2 separate regions of the Homo sapiens genome follow, and region 1 is linked to region 2. The links are chromatin loops, found by intact Hi-C in ENCODE. Cell type or tissue: heart left ventricle. All regions are shown on one strand. Links, peaks and the distances in the headings refer to the core of each region. The heading gives the core; the rest is flanking DNA. Region 1 has its middle 220 kb from the start of CTNNB1. Region 2 overlaps LOC105377043 (a long non-coding RNA gene).

What was found. A loop is a pair of places that touch in the nucleus more often than their neighbours do. Peaks named below come from ENCODE experiments on the same cell type or tissue, not always from the same donor. Only the 100,000 strongest peaks of a DNase experiment are listed, where the experiment ranks them.
Region 1: a loop joins it to region 2, with 2.5 times the contacts of the local background. A loop is called at or near these places in 11 of 110 quality-filtered maps.

What each region holds. Positions count from the first base shown.
Region 1 is chr3:40,973,025-40,982,423 of GRCh38, forward strand. No RefSeq gene overlaps it. Among named protein-coding and RNA genes, the nearest start is that of CTNNB1, 220 kb to the right of the region's middle. In heart left ventricle, for the core only: no CTCF peak of the experiment used is centred there; no DNase peak of the experiment used is centred there; H3K27ac peaks cover 646 bases.
Region 2 is chr3:40,775,430-40,784,828 of GRCh38, forward strand. The region is part of intron 2 of LOC105377043 (a long non-coding RNA gene); the gene reads left to right. Among named protein-coding and RNA genes, the nearest start is that of ZNF621, 260 kb to the left of the region's middle. In heart left ventricle, for the core only: a CTCF peak has its summit at 5,245; DNase peaks (open chromatin) are centred at 5,282 and 5,782; H3K4me3 peaks cover 1,092 bases; H3K27ac peaks cover 2,396 bases.

The sequences.
Region 1 (9,399 bases), core at 3,441-5,940, 200 kb after region 2:
TTTAGATGAAATTAGAAAAAAAAATGTTAAGGGAGTTGAGTATTTGTTAAAGGTCCTTGAACATGCAATTCTAAAAGAAAAGGAAGCTCAGAGAAAGACACTGGGATCTTCCAGAACTGGGAAGAGCCTAGGACCTGAGATACAAAGATCTAGAACCAGGGAAAGCAGAAAACTTCACCTACAAAGTTCCATGTGCTGCACTGGGCCCTCAGCCCACACACATGCCTAATTCTACATCTTGGCTCTCCAGTCTTCTTCACAGACAGCGCTTGGTGCCTGGGGCCTTTCCAAGAAGAAAGGTGTTATAGTGTAAGGCTCTGGTGCCAGTCATGTTGGACTGGCCTTGCTAACACAAGACTGTTGTAGAGAAGAAGAGGAGGTCTGGTGTGCCCCAGGGACCACCCCTTGGCATAGGCCACTGTAGACGCAGCATGAACATGCTGGGGTCAGCAGGGCAGCCAGGGCTCTATTAAAATTCTAGGCCAGTTGGCACAAAAAAGAGAATAAGAATAGGGTGTCAGTTGGAGCCCTACACACTGAGCTGGCCTGTGGTTTTAAATATCGTGCAAATGCTGACAAGTCTCGAAGGTATATTTTCAGCCCAGACCTCACTTCCTAGCTCTAGACTCACTAGATGATATCACACATTTGGATATATCATATTATCTCAAACTTAATTTGTTTAAAATGAAACCTATAACCCATTCCTCTCACCGAGCATCCACCAGTTGCTCAGGTGAGAATCTGGAATTTGTCCCTGAGTTTCTCTCTCCTTCTCACTCCCACAGTTAGTCCATCACCGTGTCCTATTATGCTTCCAAATTCATTTACCTCTTTTCACCTCCAAGGCCATCTCCCTAGACCCAGCCCCCACCTCCTCCTACCTGAATCCTTGAAATCACATCCTTACCAGCCTTCCGGCTTCTATTGTGCTCTGACAAGAAAGCCAGAATGGCCTTGCCAAAGCTCAAAGCAGACTGTCCTTCCTTGGGTCTAAATCCTCCAATGGCTTCAGAACAGAATCAAAACTCTAATGGGGCCAGCAAATCCCTGCGGGCTCCAGCTCCAGCTGTCACCAGCCTCACTTCAAACTCCTTTTTCCCTACTTACATTCCAGCCCCTTCTTCCCCTGTGACACCAAACCCTTTCTGACTTCAAGGTCTCTACACTGTTGTACCCTCTCCCTGGAATTCCTCCTCTCCTACCTTTTGTGGGGCTATTTCCTTCTTATCCATCCAGTCTCAGCATAAGTGCCATCTCCTCAGACCTTCCCAGAGGCCTTTCCTCACCATCAAAAGATGATCCTTCCTGTTATCCTGTCTCATTGAATCCAGCTGTTTTATTTCATAGCAAACATCATAATTTGCTATTATATGCTGATTTGGTTTTCTTCTTTAATATCTGACCCTCCCTCTAGACTGCAAGCTTCATGAGGGGTGAGACCATGTCTGTTCTATTTATCCCTGTATCCTGAGAGCCCAGCACAGGGCCTCGTATATAATAAGGGGTCAATAATAGTTATTGAGTTAATAAATAAATACATTTAAAATAAATACATAAAATAAAAATAATGAAAACTAATTTGTTTCTTGTTCTCTCAAGAGAGCTTCTGCCCAGACCACACCCCACCCCTGCAACCCTTGATCTTTCTCAGTCCACTGTTGGCTCTGAGCAGTCCACACAGTTTAATGCTACATCAGGATGAGTACGCAAAGAGAAGCAAGAAAATCCCTCCCTTGAACATGAGCCACAGCCCTTCCCATCATTCCTTCCTTCCCTCCTTTATTAATTTAATAGATGAGCCCATATGTAATAAACATAATCATAACATAATAATAACTACATTTATGGAGCTTCTACAATTTGTTGGGCACAGTCCTTTATCTAGATTTTCTTATTTGATAATCTTTGGAGCCCTATAATGCAGTTACTTGTATTTGTTCTACTTTACAAAGAAGAAAATCAAGGCTTGGTGAATTAGGTTACCTTCTCTAGGTCAGATATTAGTAACTGGCAGAGCCAGGATATCTGTTTGGTACAGTAAGTCTAAGGCTTCAACCAATAAACCACACCACTTTCCAAATGTTCACTGCTATTCAATGTACTTTAAGATTCATCCAACAACTATTGAGCCCCCACAGATAAACCAAGCATTGTGCAAAGTGTTTGTGTGCATCTTCCTATCTTATTGCCACAACAACCTTGTAAGATGGGTCTTTATTATTCTCATTTTTGCAGAAAGGGGACTGAGATCAGGATTGTTGAAGCACCTTCATATGGTTCTTTGTGGAATATCAGGATTTGATGCAGCTCCCTCCCTCTGAAGCCATACTCTCTGCATTCTTGCATATTTTGCTTCTCTTCTCAGAGAAAGAAGCAGGCAGAACCAGGACTTGTGCATGCACACACTATGATCAGTGGAGTATAGCCTATTGGATTAAACCACTCCCAGAGAAGCCCTATTGATCTTATACCTCAAGAGTGGCTCGGGAAAGCCATGGGACAGGGGAGAGGCTTGAGTTTTGAAGTAGGACAGATGTCCGTTTAATTCTTTATCCCTCACTAACTGGGTGGCCTTGTGCAATCTACCCAATTCTCTGAGCCTCTGGCACCACTGAGAAAAAGGGTCCTGTACCAACATCATGGAGATTCTGTAGGAATTAACTAAGATCACAGAAAGAAAGCCCTTAATGCGAGGTCAGCACATGGTAGGTTCTTGGTAACCGGCTTGGTATTTTTAGCTTCCTGCCCACTGGGTTCTCAGGCCCAGGAGAGGAGACACTATAATTAGGCTATTCTGCTGTGGAATTCCTCAGAGCCTCATGCCTGTCTTTTTTCCTCCAATTGTCTCTCCCTTCCTTTCCCACCCACAATTTGAAACTGACTTTTCTGTCTGCAGGAAATGTGTTAAATGAGACAATGTTTGTGTTAGCGCCTTGTTTCATGAGCTTTGCTGGCATGTTCCTCTCTTCTGGTCCTTGGGGAATGTCTGAAATGTGGTCAGGTGCGCCTGCTGACAGTCTCACAGGCACGACGCACAGTTAGGAGAAGAGAATTTCATTAGCAGAAAATAATATGACAGGGATGTATTTATATGAGCACAGATTTTAGAGATACAGGTTTGGGTCCACATCCCAGCATTGTTACTGGCTGTGAGCCTGAGGCTGTGTTATGTACTACCTCCAAATGTCAGTCTCCTCGTCCACAAAACTTCTAGGATTCTTATTTTCATTAGAATAATGAGAGACAATGTTTTGAAACATCTAGGACAATGTTAGACCAGTTGTAGGTGTTTAACATTGTACGTGGATTATTTTTAGAGTATCTAACAGTGCTTGGTATCTAAAACAGGGATTGATAAATTACAGCTGGCCCACAGGCCAAATCCAGCCTACCACTTGTTTTCATAAACAAAGTTTTATTGAGACACAGCCACACCCACTTGGTTACATATTATGGCTGATCAGTGGAGGCTATGGTTGCTTTCTCACTACAAGAGAAGAGTGAAGTAGCTGCAACAGAGACCACGTGGCCTGCAAAGCCTAAAGTTTTTACTATCTAGCCCTTTGCAAAAAAGATTTGCTGATCCCTGATCTAAAACATGCTCTATGAATGCCTGGCACACAGCTGATGCTCAATAAATATTGGTTGAATGGAATATGCCTCTACCTCCTTATACCAGACAGGAAGTCAGTTGGATGTGGAAATTCTCTTCAACAAACTCACCCCAAATCATAGATGCCCTAACTTACATGCTTGGTTGAAATTGTGAGTATTTCTTATTATCATTTTTGGGCAGATGCTCACTGAGCTCACACTCAGTCACTTCCACATTTCCTGGACACCCTGTATAGAGTTACCTTGATATCTCCTGGATCTCCAGGTGCCTGGGCCTCCTTGGCTCATGCCCACAGTTCAAATCTCAGAGCCTTAAAGGAAGAGACAAGAGAGAAAACACTGGACTTTCTGTTTTTAGCATGCCACCTTTCCTTTTCCTTAATATCTTTCTTTTCTCTCTGGCGTCTCCTCTCTAGCCTCTTCTCTCATCAGCCAAAAATTCTTTTCAGGCTTCTCTTTGAGTTTCTCTTCATCATCCATCCTGACCACCCTTCCTCCAGCATTGATTCCTGCTGGTGACAAGCTGTTGGTTTGGTTTAAAAAAAAAAAATCACCTTTGGTAATTGGGGGAAACCTTTAAAAATTTGCTGCCTTCCTTACTATCAACCCCTTCCTATTCTTCCTGAAGCAAGAAGGCTGCTGTAGACCCCAGGGTACAATGACCACGATAGGCACAGAGACCTCTCAGCAGTTGCCCATTTAGTGTATCAATGGGATTAAGTTCATCTACATTAACAGAGTACCAAAATAATCATGGCTTACCCATGATAGAAGCCTATTTTCCTATCATGGTTAAAGCCTGGAGATGGGCAATCTAGGGCTGCTCTGCCCTACAAAGACCTCAGGAATCCAAGTTTTCTCACCTTGCCACGTTTCCTCCCTAGAATGGAGACCCTTGTCTTCACAGTACAAGATGGTGGTTGAAGTTTCAGCCACCACAGTCTCATTCTAGATAGCAGAATAAAGAAAGGAATGGAGACAAGGTGCAAATTGCATGCATCCATTTTTTTAAGGATGGTTCCCAGCAGCTGCCACCTGACACATCTGCTAATATCTCCTAGGTCACATGGGCACACTCAGTTGTAAGGAAATCTGGGAAGTAGAGCATTTATTCAAGTGGTCATATGCCCAGATGAAAATGGTGGGAGGGAGGTATTCAGTAAGAAAGATGGGGAGAACAAATAAGATAGTGGGGGAAAAGACAGTGAGTGTGCATCCCTTAGGATTGTTTTTAGCTACAAATAACCAAAGCCCAGTCTTCAGTAGCTTAATCCATTAGGATTTTTGTTCTTTAATTATAGAGAAGTCCAGAGATAGGGAGTCCAAGGTCTGACTTAGCAGTTCACTGTGTCATGCAGGACCCAGACTTTCACCTTGCCTCTTCCATATGCTGGCTTTACTTCCACAGGCAGTGGTCTTACAGGGCAAGACGGCTGCTGCAACTTCAGGAAACATATCCTCATGCTCTGCTCCAAAGGTAGGAGGGAAAAGGCAGTGGAAAAGGGTTTCTGCTTCTGATGCTCTTTTTTTTTCCCCATCCTTCTCCCCCAACCCAGGAAGTCCCTAGACGTTTCCCCTTCCATCTCCTTTGACAGCCTTTCTCTCATGCCCACCCCAGACCAATCACTAGCAAAAGGGAATGAGATTGCCAAGACTTGCTTGCATGACCTGCTGCCCGAACAAAACAGGACTCGGTTAGTAAGAGAGAAAAAAGGAAAACACTTTTTAGTAGAAATACAATAGAATGATCCACTGTTATCTGAGAGGGGGACAAACAGTAATTTTTTTCCCTCCTGCCTTTAGGTGCATAATAATTAGATTCTTCGTGGATAAAAGGCAAGGAGTTAATTGAATTTGGATCATATTCTCAACCTTCTTACAGCTGCTATTTGTTATCAACATGTTTTGTATCATTACAAAATCCAGAAGAAGTAAAATCTGCACCATAAATCTTTAGGCTTGAGCTTTCAGTTCAGTACTCTGCAGCGTGCTGCCTCCACAATGCTCACAGCTATTTTCAGGTGAATGTTCTGTACAGAAAAAGCAACTTCCTAAAAATAATTTTGCAGTGGCAATCATGTATCTCCTAGAAATGATACACCTTCTTTTGTTGATGGGGTCTGCAATCCTATGGCAGGGCCATCAACCCCAACCAGACTGCTGGTGATAATGAGATTAAATTCCTCTCCATTGAAAATAGTTCTCACCATTACATCAGAGCCCAAACAGCATTTTGTGATGTTACCCATCAGAGTATGACATTTGAAAAGCAGCAATGGACAAACCACATCTGGATTTGCAGTGTAGACATGGATACTTAGCATGACATTTAACTCGGCTCACTCAGATTTCATCCACATTCTTCCCTTAGACTGAAGAAAAGGGAAAATGATATCCCTTAGGTCTCCACCATGTGGTAGGTGTTTTATACGTATTGTTTATTAAGGCCCCATAATCGTAAATAAAGTTGGTCTTGTTTCTGCCTGCAACTTGCCTGCAACTCCCCTCACAGGCTGGACAAGAATGGAACTGGGTGGCTTAGGGCTTGGGGTCTGGGACTCTGAACTCCAGAATTGGAAAGAGCCAAAGGGTGTACACAAGACAAATTCCTCAATGAACACAAAGAGTCCTGGCCTAAGAACCCAACAGTACTGCAGAGAAAGGGAAGAAATCATAGAAAAACTCAATAGATGAGTTTGCATAAACAAAGCTCAAGGGTACATACAGTGTAAGATTAGCCTTAAAGGTTTAGTTGGGGAAACAATTACTACCATTTCACAGGGGGCATCTGAGGTTCATGGAGGCCAAATACATTACCCCAGATAACACCACTAGCAGGTGGCAGCGCTGGTATCTGAACTCTGGCTTAGTACTGGTCCCAAATTACTACTCTTTCCACTGTACCACACAACTTCTCTAAATGTGAGAGGAGCCACCTGGATGGGATACTGAAAGACCTTGCTCCTGATGCTGAACCCTTAAGGCTGCAGGCGTAGCCACTACCTGAGCAGTGGAAATATAACTCCTTGTCCCCTCTTGGTCCTGGCTCATTTCCTTGCCTTCATTGTCCCTGGCATCCCATAGTTGAGTCCTCTGATTCTTCCACCTACAAGATCAAGGTTAGTCTCAGCAGAGACAGGAAGCATAACTGTAAGACTCTAACTCTCTAGAATTGTATTAAAAACTGTATTCTGAGGATTCTGTTAGCGGCAAGTTACCAAAACCAAACTTGATCCAACGTGGATTAAAATAGTGATTCATTGGAAACACACTGGGGTAGTCAAAGCAAGGGAAGGGCAACAGGGCAGCTGGACCTCAGGGACACCTGGACTCAGGGACACAATCACTACAGCATTCTCCTTCCCTCTCCTGTCATACAACTTCTAAAATCACTGGAATCTATAAAGTGCTGTGTTTTTGTATGCTAATGTTAACTAACAGTTTCAGGGAGGGGCTGGTCATCCAAGACAGAAGCAGGTTTAGAGGGTTGGGACTTTTAGCCACACCTCCAACCTCCTGGGAGAGGAGAGAGGCTGAAGGTTAAGTTAATCCCCAATGGCCAATGGTTTAGTCAATCATGCCTACATAATGAAGTGTCCATAAAACCCCAAGAGGACAGGATTCCGAGGGCTTCCGGATAGGTGAGCACTTGTAGGTTCCTAAAAGGTGTGTGCCCAGGGAGGGCGTGGAAGCTCCATGCCCCTCCCCCCATACCTTGTCCTATGCATCTCTTCATCTATGTCCTTTGTTATGTCTTTTATAATAAACTGGAGTAAACCTAAGTAAGTATTTTCCTGAGTTCTGTGACTTGCTCCAGCAAATTAATAGAACCCAAAGAAGGGGGTCACAGGAACCTCAACTTGAAGTTGGTTGTTCAGAAGTTCCAGAGGCCCAGACTTGCTACGAGTGTCTGAAGAAGGGATGGGTGCATCTGACACTCCAGGTAGATAGTGTCGGAATTGAATTGAACACCCAGCTGGTATCCGCTGCTTGGTGTGTGGGGAAAAACCTCCACACATTTGGTCACAGAAGTTTTCTGTGTTGACGATTGTTGTGGTGTGAGAGCAGAGGAAAAATGTGGTTTGAGGGTTTTTCCTGAACAATTTAGACTCTGAAATGATGTCACCTCCCTGATTCTAAATATTGGTAATTTTAACAAATATCATTTGGTTTAATTGATGTTTTCTATTATTTTTCTCTTTTCTATTTCACAGATTTCCATTCTGATATTTATGATACTCTTTCTTCTGCTTACTTTGAGTTTAATTTGCTCTTTTTTTTCTAGTTTCTTATGATGGAAGCTAAGCTCACCTTTTCAAATATAGGCATTTACTGCTATTAATTTTTCTCCAATCACTGCTTTAGTGGCCTCCCACAAATTTTGATATGTTAGTTTTTAAATTTTCACTCAACTCAAAATACATTCTAATTTCTCTTTTTGATCTCTTTGAGTTATTTAGGAGTGTGTTACTTAGTTTCCAAATATTTGCAGATTTTCCAGATGTCTGTCTGTTATTGATTTCTAATTTAATATTTTGTAATCAGAAAACACTTTGTATGCTTCAAAACTTTGCAAATTTAACAAAACCTGTCTTATGGCCCAGAATAATATTGTCCATCTTGGTAGTCTCTATAGGCACTTGAAAAAAAATGTGTGTATTCTGGTTGTTGAGTAGAATATTCTATATATGTCAGTTAGGTTAAGTTGGTTGGTTGTGTTGTTCAACTCTCTTATATTCTTACTAATTTTCTGTTTGTTTTGTCAATTACTGAGAGAGAATGTTACTGAGATTTCTATTATTGTAAATTGTGTCTTCTATATCCCTGAAATTCTGTTTTTGCTTCTTGTGCTTGAAGCTCTATTATAAGGTATATAAACATTTAGGTTTATGAATGACTTTCATGAATGACTTCTTTATCATTATGATATTCTTTGCTCTAAAATTTACTTTGTCTAACATTTAATACAGCCACTCACTCCAGCCTTTTTTTTCTTTTTCTTTTTTTTTTTTTTTTTGGTAATGTCAGCACAGTATTCACTAGTGTTGTTTGGCTAGTGTTAGCACAACTTTTTTCCATCTTTTTACTTTTAGCCTATTCATATCTTTATATTTAAAATGCATTTATTTTAAATGGCATTTAGCTGTGACTTGCTCTTTTTATCCAATCTGACAACCTCTATTTTATTTTATTTATTTAGTTAGTTATTTTTGAGACAGTCTTTCTCTGTTGCCCAGGCTGGAGTGCAGTGACGTGATCTCAGCTCACTGCAACCTCCACCTCCCGGGTTCAAGCAATTCTCACGCATCAGCCTCCCAAGTAGCTGGGATTACAGGCGCCTGCCACCACACCTGGCTAATTTTTGTATTTTTAGTAGAGATGGGCTTTCATCATGTTGGGCAGGCTGGTCTTGAACTCTTGACCTCAGGTGACTCACCTGCCTTGGCCTCCCAAAGTGCTGGGATTATAAGCATGGGCCACCATGCCCAGCCCGACAATGTCTATTTTAATGGGAGTATTTAGATCATTTACATTTAATTGGTTATTGTTATTAATTGTAAGTCTGTCATCTTACTGTTGGTTTTTTAAATTTATTTATCCCATCTGTTCTTTGTTTCCTTTCCTTCATATTCTGACATTTATTAGGGGAAGGATTCTTTTTTTTATGCTTTCACTTTATCTTCTTTTTTATTTATTAGGTATAACTCTGTTTTATTATTTTAGAGTTTATATTTTACTTCTTTAAGTGATCATAGTCTACCTTCAGGTAATATGATGCTC
Region 2 (9,399 bases), core at 3,783-6,282:
TGTTAATTTGTTTTGGTGCTGTCTCTTATGTGCAGGTTATTGAAGGAGGACTCAATAACAAGAGAGTCTCGAGAAAGCCAGTGGAAGGGATGTAGCACAAAAAGCAGAAGGTCGATAAAGCTGTACTCATGTTTAAGCTAGGGACCTTGTTTATTTCTTCAGATCCAAGTACATACACTTTCAGCCACAGGTGTGTGCAGGACTCCCTTACAGGATATCCTGGCTGTGTGTGTGTGTGTGTGTGTGTGTGTGTGTGTGCGCGCATTTGAGACACAAAGACAGAAGGACTTGGGAAGGAGGGAGAGAGAAAAAGAGAGAGAGGAGAGTAAGATACAGATAAAGGCACAGAGAGACAGAAAAATATTCACAGAGAGATAAAGTTACACAGAAACAGACATAGACAGACAGAAACCAAGCCTGCAGAAACCAAGATGTTTATAGAAGGGAAGACAGAAAAATAGAAAGACACAGAGAAACAGAAAGAGAAGAGATGTGGTCAGCCAAAAAATATTTGGTGACGATAGCCTAACGAGACTTATTAACACAACACAATGTATGAATCTCATTTAGATGCTGATCTGAATGAACAAATGGTAAAAAAAAAAAATAAAGCGGAGTCAGTTGAATAAATCTGAAGCACTGATTCAATGTTTGATAATAGCAAGAAATTATTGCTAACTATTGAGTGTGTTAATGGTATTGTTATGTTTTAATTGAGCCATTATCTTTTAGAGACACTTTCTGAAATGTTTAGGGGTAAAATGATACAATGCCTGAGCTTGTTTCAAAATAACATGCAGGGAGGGGTGGGTGAGGATGTCAATGAAAGATTATTAAAACTCGGTGATGGGATCATGAGGGTTCCTTATATTATTCTGTAACTTTTGTGTATGTTTGAAAATTTCCGTAATATGAAGTTAAAAAAATTGTTAAATGCCTACCATGAGTCAGGCAATAGTGTAGGGAATGGGAAATAGGGTGAATAGGATAGAGGCAGGGATGAGAGGGACAGACAATGGAGATGGAGGGATGGTGACAGAGGCAGACAAAAATCCAAAGAGATAAAGGAGAAAGGGAGGGAGGGGGTGGGGAGGATAAAGGCGTGAGTGCTGTGCTCACCCCCATGTACAGAAAAGAGGCTTCATCCCAATGATATTAGGGTAGTGACAAATATTTCAGCATTCCAGGAACCCCAGGGTTAAAAATGAGACTTCAGCAGAAATCACTCCACTCACCACCAGCCATGACAGGAGTTCAGGTCCTGTCAAAGCCTCCCATATTGTATTTATTGGAGTCTTTTGGGAGCTTGAGCCCAAGTCCATTCAGCTGCCACACAGCATTCCCCCAGGCTCCTTTGTCTCTTTCTCTGGCTTATGGTCCAGGCTGGGCCTCTGCAGGGCACTGCTGTTCTTTCCTCTTACTGGTCACTGGGGTTTCTCCTGGTCACCACTCCCACTTCCAGTGGGTCCTTCTCTGCATAGTGGGCACCTTCATCCTTCCCTCCTGCTGGGCACCGCAGCCTGTCCTGTGCACTGCCATGCTTTCTGGGCATGGCCACCTCTTCCAGGTTTTGCTTTTGCCCTACACTGATAGCTGCCACCCTAGCCAGAGAAAGTGCTAGAGCCTTCCATATGACAAAATGCATAATGGCCTGTGGCAACATGGAGAAGATGAAGGCACCTCTCCACTCTGCCTCACACAGAGGCCAAGGACAGCCAGAGCTGGGCTGCTCGTGCTCCAATGCCTCACCACTCTTCATTCAACAGCCCTTTCCATTTTCCCTCGTAGCACTCTTTCTTCCAGCGATCACATGAATCCATGGGGCTGGGTGGGGCCAGACCCAGGGCCAGCCACTACACTGAACTCTGCATCACTCTGCTTCTAATAATCACTCCACATCACACTGCTTCTAATAATCAAGGCCAAGCATGACCCACCCTGCAGATGGAGTAGTAGTCAGGGTTCTCTAGAGAACTAGGACCAATAGACTATATCTAGATATACAGAAAAAGATGTATTAGGAAGATTGTCTCATGCCATTATGAAGGCTGAGGAGTTCCACAATCTGCTTATTGCAAACTAGAAGCCCAGGTCACGTAGGTCCAGTCCAAACTTAAAGGCCTGAGAACCAGGAGAGCCAGTGGCATAGGTCCCAGTCTGAGTGAGAAGGCTCAAAAACTAGGGGCACTGATGTCTGAGGGAAGGAGAAGATGGAAGTCTCAGCCTAAGCAAAGAGCAAATTCAGACTTCCTCTGCCTTTCTGTCCCAGCAGGGCCCTCAATGGATTGGATGATGGCACATTGGTGAGGGGAATCTTCTTTACTCCGTGTACTGATAAAAATGCTCATTTATTCCTGAAACACTCTCACAGGCAAACCCCAAAGTGATGTTCTACCAGCTATCTGGGCATTCCTTAACCAAGTCAGATTGAGATAAAATGAGCCATCACAGATGGCTTTCCTCCCTTGAGGTTCTGTGGTCTTCAGAAGGTCTGCCCCACTACTTCCCGTCCCAAAATGTCTCCAGACATGCAGAGACCACGCTTGGCAGAAAGCAGATCCCTCCTACACACAGTTTTCATGAAGGAGAACTCCGAGAGGGAACACTGCAATTCCTTATGCCCTGTGCTATCATATTGCAGAGCCATGGCTCCTGCCTATCTCCATCCTTTCCCTAGAAGTCTTCCTGTGTATTTAAATTCAAAGAGGCACTCTGAGCCTGCTGGACTTACTCCTCCAGACTTACTCCTCCAAGAATTAAGGGGGAAATACGTGTTTTCCAACAAAGGCAGAAACTTCCAGTGATGAAGAAATGATTCCTCAAACCATACTCTGAGAGCATGGATGTGTGCAAAGGGTGTTATCATGCAAAGGGAGGTATTTCAGCTTAAGAAGCAGATGCTGCCCCTTCCTTTGTATGTAAGGAGGAAAGGACACTGGCATTGACTGAGGTAATGTCTATAAAGCACCTGGTATTGTCCTCTTCACTTACAGGGTCTCTGTAAATAAGCGCCCCTTTCTCAAGTCCTATCCTTTCCTCCCCCCACCACCAGGAAGATCTCTTTTCTGTAAAGCAGGCAGTTGTCACACTTCTTCCAGGGGGAATTTGCATTCTAAACCTTCTCTCTGCATTTGCAGGGTGATTAAAGAAGGGGCAGGAAGATGGAAACCAACTAAAGGCTGATAGATACCTTAAGAAAGCAAAAGAGAGCATAAAAGAAAAACTTATCTTTGGCTTAGATTTTGCAACTGTTTATTGCACATCTTCTATGTACTAAGCATTATGCTAGCTTTCACGTTCTATGAGATGAATATTATTTTAATAATAGTAATTATTATTATAGCAGCTAGCATTTATTGAGCATTTACTATTTGCCAACTGTTGTGCAATGTGCTTTACACACACTATTTAATTTTCATATAATCTGAAAAGGTATATACTTTTGTTAGGCCCATCTTGCCAATGAGAAAATGAGGCTTGGGGAGAACTATGAGTCCCAAATCCCACCTGTGTCAGTGCCTTATTGCTTTGGTTCTTTAGACCAGAGGGTTTGCTATTGTGGCTCAAAGGCTCTGGATGTTGTGGCAGTGTAACTCTGAGAAACCTGTTATGAGGCTCTGATGTTATTTGTATTTTTGAAGGCACTGACTAGCTCTGAATCAGAAAGGAAATAGGCAACAAAAAGGATTTCCCTGTTGTAGACAGAGCACGTCAGCTGTATTTGAAACACCGAGACACCCTGAGAGGAGGAACCACCTTTGCCTCATCCCCCTCATTGCTTGAGCTCCCTGAGATCCCATGGCCCTCTTCAGGCCAGACGGTTTTTGACAATCCCAAATAGGGCTTTATGTCACTCAGTGGGTCAGCGTAAGACTGTCACTATCCTTAGCGTCAGGCAAAGAGCTAGAAGGTAGGAGGTGATTTCCTCCCATGTCAATTCTCTTATCCAAGCTTTGAAAGGTGAAGTTTATATTTTACTCTATCCCGAATTCAGACACTGACAACCAGATCTCTCCACCATTGAAGATATTTCCCAAATGCATGGATGTGACTTCTATCTCAGCAATCCCTTCAAGACCTAGAAGTCCACAAGTCCTCTATAGGCCCTCCCATCCTATCTCCTTGTTGTTTCTGCCCATTCAACCAGGGAGAGGTACAGGGTATCATTAAAGACTCTTAGGCCTGGCTGCTTGAGGTGTGGTCCATAGATCGGTGGAGTCAGCACTCCTTGTTAGGCCTCCAGAATCTCAGGCTGAATCAGAACTTATGTTTTTAACAAGATCCCAGGTGGTTCACATATATATTAGAGTTTGAGAAGGACTGCTAAGCCAGTGGTTCTCAAACTTGGCTGCATGCTGGAACCATCTGGGGAGTTTTTTAAAAATACCAGTGCCTGGTCCTACCCCCTGGAGATTCTTATTTTCTTGGTTTGGAGGTTGCTTGGGTAAAGAAGTATTGAAAGGTCCCCAGTGATCCTGGTGTGCCGCTGGGGTTGAGAACCACTGGCTTAGAGAATTGGATAACACCTACTTTAGCTACACTGATGAAATCTAGACGAGCGACCCCCTTGCGGGCGTCCTATCACTTAGAGTGCCGAGGGTGACTACCCTCCAGGACTCTGATTCCAGAGTCAGCCCTGCCTCCTCTCTCCCTGGCAAGGAGGAGCAGGGACCTCTCTATTCTGCAACAAAGGGGGCTTCTTTGGCTTGTTTCATGGGAAGATGGGAGGTGAGGGAGCAGTAGTTTCCAGCTGAAGTGCTTTCATCGCCCTGTGGCCAGGTAACCACAGTCTCTGTCGAAAAAGAAGGCATTACTGGCCAGTGCATCTGAAGGTCAAAAGTACTTGAACATCTTTCCTGAAGGACGGAAAAGCAGTGAAAGGAGTCAGACTTGGCTGCTGCCTGGCCTTGCTTTTATGGGAAAAACAGAAGTTATGGGATGGGAGGAGCGTGAAGAGTGGGTGTTGCCGGCCCTCCTGGCATCACAGCTTGTGAACCATAGCAGTGATGGGCAGTCGCTGTCTTCACTGGCCCTGCCAGGTCCGGAGATCCCTGCAGGGGCACTAAGAATTCACCCACTGCAGAGGCCCCACCTCGAGGCAGTTTCCTGTGTGCAGTTATTTTGGGAACAGGAACTGGATGTTTGGGAGGAAGAAGGGTAGCCAAGGGCCTGGAGGCAGGCGGTGGAGAGGTGAGGCCCAGCAGCTCAGCAACACTGAAAGGGCCCCAATGTCCAGACACCCAGGCAGCTTCCACTTGCCTCCACTCCCAGCACAAAGGCGCAGTCACGTGGCCGCTGGGGCTGCGACTTGAAAGAGCTCCCATTGTCCACGCTGCCTCAGGTTTCAGGGAACCAGACGCTGGGAGGACGGACTTTTTTTTCTTTTTTCTTTTCTTTTTTTTTTTTTAAAGTAACGGGGGCGAAGGCCAACAGCATTTTCGACTCCGGAAGTGGGGTCTACACATGCACACACGCCAAACAGACTTCTCCAAGTTTGTTTTTCTAACACATTGGAAACCACACAGTTCAGGAGAAAATTCATCTCACATGCTGTAGCCTGCTTTCCCGGAACGTGTCCAGAGACTGCTGTGTCAACACTGCCAAACTCAGCAAGCCACTCTCCCAACGGAATGGTGTGATTTGCCAAGGAAAAAACTGAACCCAGAGCCTGGGAGGAGGGAGCCGGGGGCCGGCGGCTAGAGGGGATTGCGCATAGTTCAAAGGGAGGGTGGGCTTCCAATTGGACAAGGCACTTCCCCGATTACACAGCTGTCACTGACCCCTCCAAAGGCCACCGCTGCATCCCCTTGGGCTCCCTGTTCCCAGACAGGGCTGCATTTGTGTGCTCAGCTGCTGACTGTCCTACTCTTAAAGCACTCAGGGTGGGAGTGTGCGGAGGGAGGAATGAGGATGTTTCTCAGCCTTTCTAAGTTCTGCCCCGAGGCAGCTTGGCGGAAGAGGAAAGGGCTTTGGCATCACCGTGACCGGATATTAATGTAGCTCATAGGTCCTAGCTGCATTTGCCTAAAACAAGGATGAGCTCTTCCTCTTTGCAGAGATATTACAAATAGAAAAGATGCTAAGGATGGCGAAGGTGTTTACTACAGGGCAGGGACATAATAGGCGCCCACTGAATATCCGTTTCCTCCCACCGGTTTGTCCCTGGAGGTTGAGTGTGTGGTTCTATCTCTCTTGCTTGGTTTTTAGGAGATAGAGGACAGCTCACCCATAAAGGGAATGTCTTGGATATGGAATTTCACAGTTAAAGCAGCCCCCAGACACCAAGTACAGCGACGAAACTCCTTTTCTTTCTCCCCATGGAATATAAGCCCCAGTTCTACTGGGTGGCAAGAAACATCATCCAGTTTATGTAATGACTCCAGTCATTAATAGGGTTAACTTAGGATCTGCAATTTGCAATTTGGTCACAGTCTAGCCCAAAATGACTGTGGGATTTCTTGCCTCTCCCCGTGCTTTTGTCCTAACTTAGTCTCTGAGGAGCAGGTGGTGAATGGAGGTCTTCGTGACTGGATGTGTGGGAGGGAGCAGCCACCTTGACCTCTTCTACTTTGGGTGCCTGCATGCAGCGTGGTAACCAGCTTCTCCATGCAGGTGGACTGGACGTGGGCAGCCTGCTGAGGAGTGTTGCTCATGTAATTCACACTCTGGGTGTGGCAAGTGGGTGGTCTGGTTTCCAAAAAGTTCCCTTAGAATCAAATCAGTCATGCTTCCTTTCCTCTACCCATCCCAACCAGCATATAAGCTGCACCCTTTTTTGGTGTTTGTCTCCCTGAATTACCTCACTCATCTGGCAACTTTCAAGAGCATGCTGACTCTTTCTGCTGGCTATGTGGGACCTGCAGAGTCTCCTCCACACCACTTGGGGGCTGAAGACAGCCTGATGCCCGTCTCCTGTACCTCTCCTGTACCAGCTCTCTAACACTCTGCTGGCTCCAATGAGGTAGTTCCATGAGATTGCCACTGTCAGAAACCTCTGGAAGAGAAGCAAAGGCCTTCCTCTTCTCTCTCAGCTGTCCTCAGCCCTCATGAGGAACCCTCTCCCACTTCTTGCTCCTTCCTTTGATGATGATGATAATGATGATGATGATGATGATGATGGTGATGATGACAACCTCTGTGTGTGTACGATGGAATATATCGCTCCTCATTCTTGATCTTTAAACTCTTCTCTCCTCAGGCAGAGGGAAAACCTGTCTCTTGCTACCTCTTTGCATCAGGTCTGTCTAGTCTCAAACTCAGAGCTGTGTTCTTTAGCAACTTTAGTGTTAGGAGTCTCTGCTCTCAGTGCTGGGGGGATGTCTGCAGAAATGGATGATCTTGATTTTAGTTTCTATTTGGTGGAGAGTCCCAACAAGAAGCCACCAGGGATCATGAAGGGGCACATTTAATTAATATCTCACTTATCAACCTGCCAGTTTCATCATTTTAAAATTGACTGGTTTCAGGTCCCCTCTCAAGTTGTTCACTAGCTACTGGCAACCATCTCATGGTATGACCTTGAGCACATTACTGCAGATTTCTGAGCTTCGATTTTCCAAGGCTGGATCATCTATAAGTCCCCTTCCAGCTCCAAACTTCTAACATGTATGTGTTTGAGATTCTGGACAAGCCTCTATGTGCTGAGCTCTGGCATCCATATGAAATACAGACAGTCCCCATCAGACTCCAATTTCTCTAGTAATGGAGGGGAGGTCTGGTATAGATTAAATATAATCCACTGATAATCCAAAACCCCACGTTAGCCTTTGGTTTTGATCTCATGTATTAGAGGAGTGAACAAGCTACAAAATTGACCAATTTGAATTCTACCTGTCCCTTCCCCTTCTATCCTCTCAAAGACATGCTAATTTGATCTGTAATGTGGCCAAAGGGCAGACAGTAGAAGGGAGGAGAAGCCAGAGGCATGAAAAATCCCCAAACTGGATCATCCACCCCCTGGATAATGGGCAGCTACCTGAACAGAATGCTCAATGAGGGCTCATCTTTTTTCAAGCCAGCCCTGTCCCCATGCTGCAATAGCTATAATCTCCATGGCAAAAGGCATTAAACCATTGAGTTCCTTAGACAAATTCCACCATTCCTCACTCAATTCACAGGCAGGCTAGATTTATTGAAATTGAGAAATTGTTTAATTGTCATTTGGAAGTAGCAGTCTATTTAAAAGACCTAACCAAAATGCCCATCTGGGGGCCCAGGAACCCGGTTTTCTGCTATCTGAATAAGTACAAGCAAACAGAAACTTGCATAAATTTTTCATGATTGCCTCCATAATTATAAATGTTTTTCTATGAATACCCCTTAAGCTATAAATGTACCCGACTTGTAAATATTGCTAAAATCCCATATGACCTCCTCTGGTCTCTCTCTACACCATAATCTCTTTGGAGTGCTGGGAGTACCCATTTTTGCTAACCATAATCTCTCTATATATCTCTCAGTTTATATCTTTGAAGGAGGAAATTTGATTGGCTCTTGGCTTGACAATGGATAGGCTGCCTTTGGGTCAGAGGAGGATATATTCATTGCCTGCTCTACCCACAGACCCTGCCTGGACAAGGCTGCTCCATGTACCTTAAAACTATGACAACAGTTACTTATACTAGGAGTGGACATCTGAGCTGGTCTGTGCTTACAAAATTCTTGGACTCTATGGCAAGAGACTAAACCAGCATGTAGCAACGTCCTTTCCTACTGCGAAGAACAAGTTAGACTACATGAGACTCTGAAGGTCCCTCAAATTCGAATGTTCTATAATTTCTTTCCTAAGCCTAAAGATTCTTACAGCCTCTTGAAACCTGATTCCAGCAGAGATGAGGACTCACCAGGATATAGTGCGGCCAAGAGACTCTAAGCCGAGGTTAAGGTGGTAGAGAGGACTGGGAGTTAACAGGAATGCATACAAGTCAGGGCCAGAACTGTGATGACTGTGGCCCTCAGGAAGGGGGAACAATCAAAGATCAGGTCTAAAACTGGTGTCACAGCTGTCTTGCTGGGGCTGGACACCTGTATGCTTCTGGCATATGGAATTGGATATCCCTGGTCTCTATCCTCTGATTTATCTGGAGGTTGAGGAAACTCCTGGGAAAAGATTCCAACTCTGCTCACAGTTGGAGTTAGACCCCACTCAGATTTCCTTTACCTGCTTGCGCACTCCTCCCCCAGCTCCTATGAGTGGCTCGAGAGAATTGCCTTTGGCTGAACCAGAGATTTTGCATCTCAGCCCCAAAATGCAGCATAACTAACTTCTATAGGGCTACAAAAGGCTAGCTCCCAGCCCATTTTTGGGACTAGACTGAGGCTGGTATCCATCTGAGACCACATCCTTGATTAGCTGCTTTCTCACTCCATCCTGTTCCCCTTCTCCTGAAGAGCTTCTTT